2 separate regions of the Homo sapiens genome follow, and region 2 is linked to region 1. A link is an interaction called in ENCODE POLR2A ChIA-PET data of the cell type or tissue named here. Cell type or tissue: PC-9. All regions are shown on one strand.

Evidence for each region. ChIA-PET counts read pairs that join two places held together with the same protein. Peaks named below come from ENCODE experiments on the same cell type or tissue, not always from the same donor. Only the 100,000 strongest peaks of a DNase experiment are listed, where the experiment ranks them.
Region 2: POLR2A ChIA-PET joins it to region 1 with 5 read pairs; 4 of 35 experiments call an interaction of 5 or more read pairs at or near these places.

The regions. Positions count from the first base shown.
Region 1 is chr10:100,989,753-100,992,252 of GRCh38, reverse strand. TWNK (twinkle mtDNA helicase) reads right to left here. Exons shown (of 5, transcript NM_021830.5): 2 at 2,369-2,500; 3 at 1,710-1,817; 4 at 1,243-1,384. Among named protein-coding and RNA genes, the nearest start is that of TWNK, 3.5 kb to the right of the region's middle. In PC-9, no CTCF peak of the experiment used is centred here; no DNase peak of the experiment used is centred here.
Region 2 is chr10:100,361,860-100,364,359 of GRCh38, reverse strand. It overlaps SCD (stearoyl-CoA desaturase), which reads right to left. Exons shown (of 6, transcript NM_005063.5): 6 at 1-2,500. Among named protein-coding and RNA genes, the nearest start is that of OLMALINC, 10 kb to the left of the region's middle. In PC-9, no CTCF peak of the experiment used is centred here; no DNase peak of the experiment used is centred here; H3K27ac peaks cover 2,213 bases.

The DNA of each region.
Region 1 (2,500 bases):
GACAAAGCGAGACTCCGTCTCAAAAAAAAAAAAAAAAAAAAAAAAAAGATAGGGTCTCACTCTGCTGCCCAGGTTGGAGTGGAGTGCAGTGGTGTGAGCACGGCTCACTGCAGTCTCAACCTCCCAGGCTCAAGCAATCCTCCCACCTCAGCCTCCTGAGTAGCTGGGACCAAAGGTGCATGCTACCATGCCCAGCTAATTTTTAAATATATATATATTATATATATATATTTTTTGAGACGGAGTCTCACTCTGTCACCCAGGATGGAGTGCAGTGGCGCGATCTCCGCTCACTGCAAGCTCCGCCTCCCGGGTTCACGCCATTCTGCCTCAGCCTCCCAAGTAGCTGGGACTACAGGTGCCTGCCACCACGCCCGGCTAATTTTTTTTTTTTTTTGTATTTTTAGTAGAGACAGGGTTTCACCATGTTAGCAAGATAGTCTCGATCTCCTGACCTCGTGATCCACCCGCCTTGGCCTCCCAAAGTGCTGGGATTATAAGCGTGAGCCACCACGCCTGGCCAATTTTCAAATATTTTTGTAGAGACAGGGTCTCACTACATTGCTCAGATTGCCAAACTCCTGGGCCCCAGCAATCCTCCTGCCTCAGCCTCCCAAAGTGTTGAGATTACAGGTGTGATCCACTGTACCCTGCCATTTTTCCACTTCTGCATTACTCTCTTTCCCAGCTCCATGTTTGTTCCATCATGGCACATGATTTGTGCTCCTTGCTCTGAATTCCCTAGGCCCAGCCCAGGCCTCGTATGTAATAGGCATTCAGTGTAACACTAGAAGCTCCAGGATTGGGCTGGTCCTGATGCCCAGAAGGCCCTCACATTTATCTGATTGTCTAATACCCATTGTCTACCAAACCTCAACCCAACCTTTGTTGTCACCTCCTCTGGAAGTCTCCCAGATGTCCCGGGCTGACTCAGACATCTTTTCTCTTTGCTCTCCAAATACTTGTGCTGCCTATCATACTCTTATCATACTGAATTGCAATCACTGTCTTACTGTTTCCCCAGGAGAGGATGTGAGCTCCTGGGGGACAAGAAGAGCATAAGAACCAACTATCAGCCTTTGTATTTCCAGCACATATATTCCTCATGTCATGGCCCCAGAGGCATTGCCTCCTGCCTGTTCGGATGGACAGTCAAGACGATTAAGGCTGAATGAGGGCTGTCCCTGGTCACACCTACCCACTCTATTTTCCAAAGCTTGAGCTCCGCTAAAGGCCACTCACTTTGGCTGAGCCAAAAATGGACGCTGTCTGCAGTTCCTTGTCATCATCCTCTTTCCGGGGGTGAATGACCAGTGTCACATGGCAGTTATTGTCTGTTGCAAACTTCCGAAAGACCCCGATGATGTAGTCTTGAGCTGCGATCCTACGCCATCCCAACAACACAAAGAGCTTATCAGACACAGAAGGACAAGAACATACACATACTCTTGATCCATTCACATCTCCCCACAAACTACCACAACCCACTCTACCTCCCTCTACCCAAGGACTCACACTCAGATCCCTGTCCATACATCCTGCTGCCATACCCCACACCTCCATATGATACACATGGGGGTGGTACGTGCCTGCACACATCTCAGAAAATAGGAGAGCACAGCATGTGTGCCTAGAGGCCAGCTGCCTGAGAAGTGTGTGTTGTATGTCCAAGCGGGCTCAAGCTAGACAAGAGAGGATGTCACCGTCACCTGTCTGTGGACAGCTGCTCGTGACCCATCATGAACTGCAGGTTGTCGATGATCACATGACAAATGTCATAGACGTAGACTGCATGTTGCATTGTATCTATTACAGTCCTGGGAAGAGGAAAGGCAAGGAATTTGACAAGTTGTCTCTAGACCACCCCAGGCAGAAGAACTAGCATCCTGAAAACTCTCTTGGCTGCCTCCTCTGCCCTTCTATTATTATTACTATTATTTGAGACAAGGTCTTGCTCTGTAGCCCAGGCTGGAGTGCAGTGGTGTGATCACAGCTCACTGCAGCCCCAACCTACTAGGCTCAAGCGATCCTCTTACTTTAGCTTCTTGAGTAGCTGGGACCACAGGCATATGCCATCACCATGCCCAGCCTAATTTTTAAAAATTTTTTTATAGAGAGGGGTGGTCTCCCTATATTGCCCAGGTTGGTCTCAAATCCCTGGGCTCAAGTGATCCTCCCACCTCAGCCTCCCAAAGTGCTGGGATTACAGGCGTGAGCCAGTGTGTCCAGCCCTGCCCTCTCATTCTTTGAAAAACTCCAAACCTAAGGAGATGGGGGAGTTCCTACTGGAGCTGGAAAAGGAACCAAAGGTTCCTGAGTGCTGGGATATGTCTGGGAAAGCAAGGTGGCTGGAATCTGGGAGTCTCACCTGATGCTTTGCTGTCCATGGAAAGTCATGAAATAGAGGGGCAGGTCCTCAAAGCGGTCAGCCCAGTGATCATATTTGTCCAGTTGATCTTCCAGCCGCCCCTCGGCAAACTGTGTCAGCATGACCCGGGCT
Region 2 (2,500 bases), 630 kb after region 1:
ACTGAGGCACCTTATAGTTAAGTGACTTGCCCAGGGTCACACAGCAAGTCAGTGGCACAGTGGTTGGAGAGGCCCTGGCCTTAACCACCAGCATAACATGGCCACCTCGCTTTTTTAACCTTTCATGATGACCTATTTGAGCTACACTTACAGAGAATACACCCAAGATACTAGCAAACCAAGGAGAAAATTTTCCATTTTAAATGCTACAACCATCTTTTAACCCAAAAAAAAAAAAAAAACTTATAAATCAAATACATTCAAATTATTTCCACCCTCCATCAAATGTGGGCACTTAAGAAAAGCAGCCCTAACAAAAGTTTCCAGAATGAAGCCCAGAAGGGAATCCTGCAAATCGTGATACTGATAATCCTCCACTCAGGCCCCTTTTTCTACCAGCCACTTCAGTAGGGTCTCAGGTGCAAAGGGATTCTGCAGAGGGAGTGAGGGCAGGCTCATATGCAACACTGTGATTAGAAAAGATGTAAGGCACCTGAGCTAAGTTGTCAGCACACCCCCCAAAGCAAGGACTGTTAGAAATCCGGACTCTTGATCAGATCTGAGTTTATCATTAATGTGTCACTTGAATTGAGCTTTAGAATCTTGAAAATCGTGTTCCTTACTCAGCAGACACACTCCCACCCACACCCACAGCCACACATACATTGGGGCCCTCAGCCTGAGGTGCCATCCAGCCTTATGTAGGGTCATGGTACAGATCAGATCCATGGCACACGATTACAATAGGAAGAAGTGAAAGTTGTTTTTATTGTTTATATATTATCAAGCAGGCATCTGATGACCTGTGGAATTAGAAATACCAGCAGACATTTCCAAGGGGTAGGTGCACAGGTCAACAGAACTAAACTACAGTGATCTTCCCTTAGATCCTTTTCTACTGAGGTGAATAGCTCAAAAGACAAGGATGCCTTTAGTCCAGGCTAACCCCTGTAGCCTCTACGCAATTAACACAGAAGAAAGGCCTTCCTCCCTTCCAGCACTGGGGCTCAACAGTGGACTGAGTGTTTGGTAGTGTACATTTCCAATCTTAATAGAGCAAAGCCAGACTTCTGCTTTGATGACTGAGCTACAGGGACAGGAGTGGTCCAAGGTTCTCAAATTCTGTTTTTGTTTTTTTCCAGACTTCTATACTATTGTCTGCCCTAGGCTGTAGGGAATGCTGGTTAGTTTGCTGAACAGACACTGTGTTCAGCAGGGTTTGTGGTATCTCAAATCCCAGGTCTCAGCCAAAGCTTTGCAGTTCACCCTGACTCCAGGGAACAGGGCCTCCTTTCGAGGTGAGGCACTTGGGTTCTTGCCCTTGCTTCTTCCCAGTGAGAACTGTTTCCTCCTACTTCTACAAGCATTGCACTGCCAGCTGAGAGCACTGACTCAGGCGGGGCACCCTCACCAAGTAAGCAGGGGGCATTCAGCATGCCCTCTGGTTCTGACCCAGAGAGAGGGGACTGAAAATAAACCCTCTTTTGCTCTGTGGCTGGCCCACTGGCTCAACATGAGCGCTTGGCTTGGCTGTGCCTCATGAGAGAGGGAGGGAGAGAGAGGCTTTCTGGGCCAGAGATGTTTCTGGGAGGGTTTGCCAGCCTTGTCTTGAGCCATCAGTGTGGCAGGGGAGCACAGGGGTGTAGGTGGAGACACTGCGGAGGCCACGTGAAAGTGGCAGCTAGCTCTACTTTCAAAAGAGAAGCAGTGGTTCAGTGACCCTGAGCATTCTGTGTGCAGGAGGGAGCTGCCTGGACAGCAAGTCATCACTGCCTCTGAATACACACAAAGGAGGCTGCCTGTCCAGGGAAAGAAGAAAACGTTCAGGGAAGAGAAAGATCTGGTCAAAGAAAAGGGACAGACAGGGTAGAGCCAGGAATCAAGAATCAGGGTAGTGAAGAGATTCCTAACCCTGCCCCCCAGGCAGTTGTATACTTTAGGCTAGATGTTAACAGAGACCCCCTTCTCCTCAAAAAAAAATGAGTGAAGGGGCACAACACTGTGGAGAGAAGCCTTCTAGTTTTTACTCATTTCAAGGAGAAACTGGAACTAATTAATGAATGGACCTAATATCTAGTTTATTTTATTAAGACTCCCAATAACTCACTCAGTAACCTTCTCAAGCCCCTGGCAACGTGTTCTCAGATCCCTTCCTATGTGAAGTTCGCTCTTAGAAGCTGCCTATAGATCCTGTCCCTCAGCCTCTCCATCTCATGTCCAGCAGTGGAGAGGAAATTGGCATCCCAACTAATTCCTCCTCTCCTTCAGAGTTTTTTCCAAACATCCCTCTTTGGAAGGGAAATACTCTAATAGTTTAACGTTCTAAGCAATGTATATATGTATATATATTTTATTTTTGACCCGACTTCACCTCCTTAAATCCTTCCCTTTTTTTGGATGTTTGGAAATGCCACAGCCATCTTATTACTATGAGGGGAAGAACCAATATCCTGAAGATGGCAGAGCAGAAAGAGGAAAGAACTGTAATGAGCAGCTCATG